Regions from separate parts of the Homo sapiens genome. Here region 2 is linked to region 1. Evidence: chromatin loops called from intact Hi-C (ENCODE). Cell type or tissue: Caco-2. All regions are shown on one strand.

What was found. Peaks named below come from ENCODE experiments on the same cell type or tissue, not always from the same donor. Only the 100,000 strongest peaks of a DNase experiment are listed, where the experiment ranks them.
Region 2: it touches region 1 in a loop (5-fold over the local background); 1 of 110 quality-filtered maps calls a loop at or near these places.

The regions. Positions count from the first base shown.
Region 1 is chr6:157,687,223-157,691,222 of GRCh38, reverse strand. No RefSeq gene overlaps it. Among named protein-coding and RNA genes, the nearest start is that of SNX9, 130 kb to the left of the region's middle. RefSeq lists an enhancer at 1,831-2,332. In Caco-2, no CTCF peak of the experiment used is centred here; DNase peaks (open chromatin) are centred at 1,822 and 2,043.
Region 2 is chr6:157,945,463-157,949,462 of GRCh38, reverse strand. No RefSeq gene overlaps it. Among named protein-coding and RNA genes, the nearest start is that of SYNJ2, 34 kb to the left of the region's middle. RefSeq lists a silencer at 2,070-2,119. In Caco-2, a CTCF peak has its summit at 2,085 (motif pointing right); no DNase peak of the experiment used is centred here.

The DNA of each region.
Region 1 (4,000 bases):
TCAGCCAGGTGTGGTGTTGTATGCCTGTAGTCCCAGCTCCTTGGGAGGCTGAGGCGGGAGGATCACTTGAGCCTGGGAAGTCAAGGCTGCAGTGAGTTGAGATTGTACCACTGCACTCCAGCCTGGGTGACAGAGCAAGACCCTGTCAGAAATAAAAGGCTGATTTAAGGTTATTTATTCCCCTCTCCTTGAGTGCCAGTGGACAATGAGTCATGAAAGGGCCTTAACCAGGTGGCAGAAGTCGAGAAGGGTGTGGGGGTGGAAGGGGACCCGAGGGCTGGGCTATCCCACTGTGCTGTCACCACCCATGAATCCTGGACAGACAGCAACTGTCTGTCACCGCTCCGACTCCATGGTAACTGCAGTCTGCTCAGCATCTGGTGAATCGTCTGCTCAATATTTCCCCTCGTTGGGTGGCGGTGATGATGGCGAGCTCCTCCTGCTTTAAAATGGAGATGGAAGACAGCCATTTCTTTTCATTCTCCCACTGGCTGCTGCTGCTTTTTTTTTTTTTTTTTTTTTTGGAGCTCAAACTAGCTAGGAGCATTTACACAGCATTGGGCCCAAGCAATTATGATGACCGTGCTAAAAAAAAAAATCCATAAACTAGAGAAAAGTAAGATCCTTCTCGCAAACGCAGGATATTGGTATTTCTTGAACTGGGGTGAGCTCAGTAGGGAAATGACACCCTGATGGGCTTTCTCAAGTTGGAGCCAAGGCTGGCCGGACAAGAACAGCAAACACAGCTTCTGAATGGCGGCAGGGAGCAGTTGGCTCGCCGCAAGGTAGAGTTTCCTCTAAATGAAGATCTTCATCCATTCCGTAAACATTGAGCATCTACTCTGCACCAGGTAGTGCTCGAGGCACTGGGAAACAGATCCCCTGATTCAAGACAAAGTCCTTGTTTTCAAATGGAAGTTACATATTCTATTAGGGAAGACAGAATATAAACAACTTCAACATTGCATATAATATCAGCAAGCAAAAACTGCCATGAAGAGTCAAAAAGCAAAGCAAGGGGCTGGACAGTGCTCAGGAGAGACAGTAACTTGGGCAGAGGGTGTGAGCACGTGGCACTGGGAAGGGGGTTCCAGGCCCCAGGAGCAAGTCGGTGTTGCGGGGGGTGCATGTGAGGCGCAGAGGCTGGAGATGTGGGCAGCAGCCACTTTTGCCCTGGGATGGCCCCACAGACTACTGAGGTAGACACTCCACGTGGCCAGGGACCAAGTGCCTCTTTATGACAATTATGAATGTGACAGTCACACACGTGGTGAGAAAAAGCTTGCTTTTGATAACTACTTGATTTCCAGCTCTGAGTCCCCATGCTCCACGCTGTGTGGGAAGCATCGGTGCAGGCATTTCTAGGTAACCTTGTCTAAGCCATTTCGTTTATTGAGTTAGAGCTTCCCTCTCATCCTGGGCTGTGTGTGCTTCCCTTCATCTGAGAAGACGCCTTGGTCCTTGATCACCTTCAGCTCGGTGGCCTCTGTGGAGAAGGGACCCCCCACGGCCCCCAGGTGCTGCTCACACAGTAGACATCACGGATCTGTGTGTTGGCTCAGAAGATTTTGTGCCTATAGTAGCAACGTGCTGTCCTCTTACAAAAATCAGCCTATTAGGACATTTCCCCAAGAGAAGGAAGGAGCAGTGGTGAGGACCCTTTCCCTGATTTGTACCCAAGGGCGCCTCTGGGCGTGGCTCAGGGAGAAGGAAGGAGCAGTGGGGAGGACCTTTTCCCTGATTTGTACACGAGTGCACCTCTGGGCGTGGCTCAGGGAGAAGGAAGGAGCGGTGGGGAGGACCTTTTCCCTGCTTTGTACACGAGTGCACCTCTGGGCGCGGCTCAGGGCACAGGACACTTCCAGCTGCTCTTCTCTGCCTGTCTGGGGCTTTGGACAGAGCGGCTGGGAGCTGGTGACGGGGCTCCCTCTGTTTCTCGGCCGTTACCTGGCCTGCCTTGATTTCCACTAGCTGCTCTCATGCCAGCTGGGAGACGAGCTGTGTCCTTAGACTCGACCCAAGAGGCACAGTCCCATCCCTCTGCTCTCGGATTCCTCCAAAACCCCTGGAGGGGGCAGGCTTTCCTCTCTGGTTGCCATCTGCCATTGGGAAATCTCCTTCCCTCAGTCCGGACAGAATTCTCAGCTGTTCTCTGGGTGGTGGAAGGAAACTGGCTGCTGGTACCCTTCCAGGTCTTTATTTATACGCAGACTCAAAGGGGCTTTTCTCTTCCTGTTACTGTCTCTGTTCTGGCTTAACAAAAGCCTGCTGGCAGCTCCAGGTAAGAATCAGCTTCTATCTTCTGGGCTGTGCCAGTATCCCCAAGAGGGGCCCCGACTCAGTGAGTGGAGGGTGGTGGCACAGCAAAGAATCGAGGGGGTACCTGGTGCGAATCCTGTAAGGATGACCGTCTGTGACCGTGCTGTCAATCCTCCCAGGCCCAAGTGGCACACACTGTGTACGTCATCAGTGTAAATCCTGCGTTTCCAGCACTCGCCGACGGGCTGACTGCTGCCTGAGTATCAACTGGTCGCTGTTGGGTTATCTGCTGATTTGAGGCTTTTTAATTTGAAGGCTGTTTAGCTCCTTGAGGAGTCAGGAGTCTGGGACAGGGTCAGGTTCACCTGTGGATTCTCAGCACCTGGCCAACACGTGGCCCACTGTGTTACTCAGTACCCACTGAGAAAGACAGAGAAGTGGAGTCTTCCTCCTGCTTGGTTTCCCCATGGTGAGGTCTGGCTAGGCCAACAGTTACACAACCTCGGTGCAAAGCCCTGACGTGGTGATGGATGTAAGTGGCCTTGGCATCCATCCCCCTTGTCTTCCTCCTCTTCCCAGGGACTCCATCACTCTGACTACCTGCCGTCTCTTTCCCTGTCCACGGAAACAGACCAACCTGCCACTCTTTATAGCGGTGGTTCTCAAAGTATGTTCCCAAACCTGTGCCATCGATTTCACCTGGAGCCGTATTAGAAATGCACATTCTCAGGCCTCATCCCAAACCTATGAATCAGAAACTCTGTGGGTGGGCCCAGCAACCTGTGTTCTCTCCAGTCCTCCGGGTGATTCTCATGCCCCAACATTTGAGACCTGCTGCTTTGAAGGACGTTGGAGGCATCGCCTCCGCTCTGCTGCCAACAGGCTTGGGCACAGGGGAGGTGGGAGAAGCCGAGAGTGATGGAGATCGGGGCCCACAGAAGCTACTTCCTTGTCATGTGGGGAGTTCTGAAATGCCCCCTGCGGTCCCGCCTCACTGCCCATTCATATCCTACAGGATGTCCCTGGTTTCTTGTTGTTGGCACGTGACCTTCACGACAGTAGTTTTCAGATCCTGAAGAACCTGAGTTGGAAACAATTCCTTATGCAAGGGGAGCCACACAGGTGTCCACACAGGTCTCCTGGGTGTGCACAACCACAGGGTTCCGAGGCTTCCTCCACTGAGTGTGGCTTAGCTCTTAGTTCACAACCAAGCAATCCGCCATGTCTTCAAACAATGAGAAGACAAGAGCGGTTTTCAAGAAGTGGTGTTGAGAGAATGGATGTGTGGCTCCCACACCTAGCAGGCTGCAGGACCGCCTCCCTCCCCCACTCCAAGCTCAGGGTTTTACCCAAACCCAAGCACCTCTGCTTCTTGCTCTTAGTTAACATCTTACATTGCTGAAGCCTGCAACACCTCTTGAAATTTTTCAGCAACAATGTCTTTATTTCCTTCTTTCTTTCCCTCCCTCCCTCCCTCCCTCCCTTCCTTCCTTCCTTCCTTCCTTCCTCCCTCTCTCTCTTTCTTTCTTTTTTGAGACAGAGTCTCCCTCTATCACCTAGGCTGGAGTGCAGTGGCGTGATCTCGGCTCACTGCAACCTCTGCCTCCTGGGTTCAAGTGATTCTCCTGCCTCAGCCTCCCAAGTAGCTGGGACTACAGGCACACACCACCATGCCCAGCCATTTTTTGTAGCTTTTTTTTTTTTTTTTTTTTTTTTTTTGAGACGGAGTCTCCCTCTGTCG
Region 2 (4,000 bases), 260 kb before region 1:
TCTGGGGGTGTGTTGCATATGGCTTTTATTATGCTGAGGTATGTTCCTTTTATCCCTTTTTAAAGGGTTTTTTTTTTTTTATCATGAAGGGATGTTGAATTTTGTCAAATGCCTTTTCAGCATCAATTGAAATGATATGATTTTTATCCTTCATTCTGTTTCGATAATGTATCACATTGATTTGTTGTGATACATTACAAATGTTGAACCATCCTTGCATCCCAGAGATAAATCTCATTTGGTCATGATGAATGATCTTTTTAATGTATTGTTGAATTCGGTTTGCTAGTATTTTGTTCAGGATTTTTGCATCAACATTCATCAGAGATATTGGCTTGTAGTTTTCTTTTTTTGATGTGTCTTTGTCTGGTTTTGATATCAGGGTAATACTGGCCTAGTAGAATGAATTTGGAAGTATTCCCTCCTCTATTTTTTGGAGTAGTTTGAGTAGGTCTCCCTATGTTTTACAACTATACTTTAAAAATACTTTGTCTTTTCAGAATCAAACCTATAAAAATTCTTATGAGAAAACACATGGAGAAATCTTTATGATAGACCTTGTAGACATCATGCTAAGTGAACTAGGTCAGTCATAGAGAATATATATCAACTAATTCCACCTATGAGGTCCCTAGAGCAGTCACAGTCACAGAGACAGAGAGTAGAAGGGTGGGTGCCAGGGTGGAGACGAAGTGGGGAATTACTGTTTAATGGGTATAGGGTTTCAGTTTGGGAAGATGAAAAAGGTCTGGAGATGGATGATGGTGATGGTTACACAACAATGTAAAAGTACTTAATGCCACAGAACTGTGCACTTAAAAATGGCTAAAATGGTACATTTCATGCTATGTATATTTTACAATAAAATAAAAAAATCTTTGTCTTAATTACCCCATGACGATGGTGCATTAGTGCTCACTGATGTAGTCAGAAATAAAAGCTAAAGAAAAATTTCACATCTAAATGTCCAACTCTTGGAAACTGGTATATAGACTTATGTGTAGGGTCATTATGAAGACTGCCATAGCATGAAAAAAACACAAAGAAAGCACAGATAAAGGATACAAAATTACATGAGACCACAATAATCAACCAATTTACATAAGAGAGATTCCCAATAGCCAAATTTGGGACAAATGAGGATCTAAAAATTATGTGTGTAAATAATTGTAATACATGGAATAACAGAAATCCATGCCTCCGTAAGATACTGAAACAAGGGAAAAAGAGCATCTGCCACCTTTGTAGGTGACTCTGTCAGGGTCACCTAGGGGGACACTTGGGAGGCAGGCCTTGGGAGTCTGTTTCAGAGGTGCTGCCCCTGGCCTGGAACCATGTCCCTGCTCTTCTCTAAGTGATGTAGGGAGGGTCCCGCAGGTGGGAAGGGCTTTTGGATGCATCTGTTTTCATCCCTGCACGCTGGAGATGAGTAGACAGCAGCTCACTGACTCGTTCAAGTGACAGGTATTGGCATCAGAGTTAGGACTCTTGGTTCCTGACAATTCAAATATCTTTACATTACCAAGTGTTTCTTCACTGGAAGGAAAGTCTCCAACCTTCTGACGATTCCCACATCCCATAGTATAAGCAGGAAATGAGATTTGTATGTGGAAAGGCAAATCAGTGCCTGGTTCGTAGCCGGTACTAATGAACGTTTAGTCAACACGTGATTTGGGAAACCAAATCTAACAGCTTAAATTTTTTTGGATTATAATACAACCTCATTGTAAAAAAAATTCAGAAAAACACGACTTTATAACAAAGATCACTCCTAATTACACCCCCAAAGAACAAATGGAGAAGCTGAATCCTTAATAGCCCATGGCCTACCTCCTAGCCCCAGTTCTGCATTTTTAGAGATTTCCCTGTCACTCTATTTCTGGGCCTCTTAGATTTTATTGATAATGGCTTTTTATCCTTATCCACAGGCATTTGAGCTCCTTCTGAATGTACCTGAAAATACCTATTGACCACAAGGCAAATAGCAGTTGTCTGCTTTAAAGCAGGGCTTCTCAACCTTGACATTACTGATGTTTTGGGCAGATAGTTCTTTATCACGGAGGCTGTGCTGTGCACTGTAGGATCCACTAGATGACAGTAACACCCCTCAGTAACTGTCTCCAGAAACAGCCAAGTGAGTCCTGGAGAGCACAAGTACTTCTGGTGGAGAACTACTGTTTTAAGGACAACTGATGGAGCTACCTGTTCCCTGCAGCCTTGGACATTTAGTGGTGGCAGCCACCTACGCCCATGCTCACCACCACCTCGTACCCAGCAGAGCAGTCCTTTCCAGCTTGCTGGCAAGCTAGCATGTTTTCAGTACAGCCAGTGGCTTCTCTCCAGAATTAATGACTTCCCCTAAGCCCACCTCTTGGCCTCCCTCACCCAGCACTAGGTACCTCCTCCTCTCAGAGTCGAGCCAGGTGGGAAGTTCCCCAACCTTTGAAGAATAGTGCTTCGACAGAGTGGTTCTTTCAAAGCTCACATGGTTCCTGGAGTCAAGCTCACATGACCTCACTCTCATTCTGTCTTCAGAGTTCTACAAATCCTACAGAATGATTCACTGGACTTGGCAATTTTTTCTAAGATATGGATCCCACCCAAAGACCTCTGAGCTTATTGTCAAGTCAGAAACGAAGCCATCCTCTCCCCATGGGGATTCATGGTCTTCAGACAACCTTGCTTTTTGTCCGTTGAATTGCCAATGGCATTCAAAACATTCTCATTTCTGCTTTGATGAAATCTCAACTTGCTTGTTCTTTTCTACTGTATGCTGACGGGGTGTGAAAGACCATTCCTCATCTTCCAACAGTCTAGGCTAGTGTATGTCTTTTTGGTGGCCTTATTCATTTATTCTGTCATTTAAAAAATGTTTTCTTACAAAAGCACCTGCTGGGTCAGGGATTTGATGTTGCCCTACTTACAAGCAAACGTCTGTTACTGTTCCATGGATACTGGCAGGGGACATGAGACAGTCTCCTGGGTCAGGGGCAAAGGACTTGATAAGCCATGACACAGCAAGTAACACAAACTCCAGTTCTCCTTGCCCTGCCAGTCCCCTGGTGGAACCTTGAGTGGCCAGAGGGTGCCTGCTCAGACAGTGGGTTTTTAGAGGAGGACCTGGAGCTGGAAAACCCACTGTTTTACAGCAAGCAGCAGGCAAGCCCATACTCCTTCCAAAACATGACCTTGTCCCTCAAGTAGCTTGCTACAGATGCAGTGTGGAGGGGCGGCCTGGGTGAAGAGCAGTCAGGGCTCTGTGTTCTTGACATAGCCAGCAAAAAAGCCAGGTGGAGTGCGAGAGACCCACGGAAAATATTCTCCCAAAAGGGGAACTCATTCTTCCTACTTGCTTGCGGAAAGGGATTTAAAATCGAACAGGTTGGGAAAATTGAGTTACACACACACAGGAAAAACAGGGCCATTCTCACCCATCACTGTTCAGTTCTGCTCAGCCATCACACCTTTTTTACTTTGACTACTTTATAGACTGTGAGGTTGGGTGTGGTGGCTCATGTCTGTAATCCCAGCACTTTTGGAAGCTGAGGTGGGCAGATCACCTGAGGTCAGGAGTTCAAGACCAGCCTGGCCAACATGGTGAAACCCCGTCTCAACTAAAGATACAAAAAAAATTAGCCACGCATGGTGGTGTGCGCCATGGGAGGCTGAGGCAGGAGAATCCCTTAAACCAGGAGGCAGAGGTTGCAGTGAGCTGACATCATGCCACTGCACTCCAGCCTGGGCCACAGAGTGAGATTATCTCATAAATAAATAAACAAGACTGTGAGATTCTGGATTCCCAGTTGTTAGGCAGGGATCTATGGATTTAGTGAAGATGTAGACCAGTGGTGCCGGGAGAGGCTGCCATGCACAGCCTGTCAACGCTGCCCACCGGGGGCGGGGGGATGGGGGGTGCCCACAGACCATCTCCCTGGGACTGAAGCCCATGACAGAAGTAGATCATGCTGTCTCTTCTCTATGTGAGTAGACCCACGAGTCT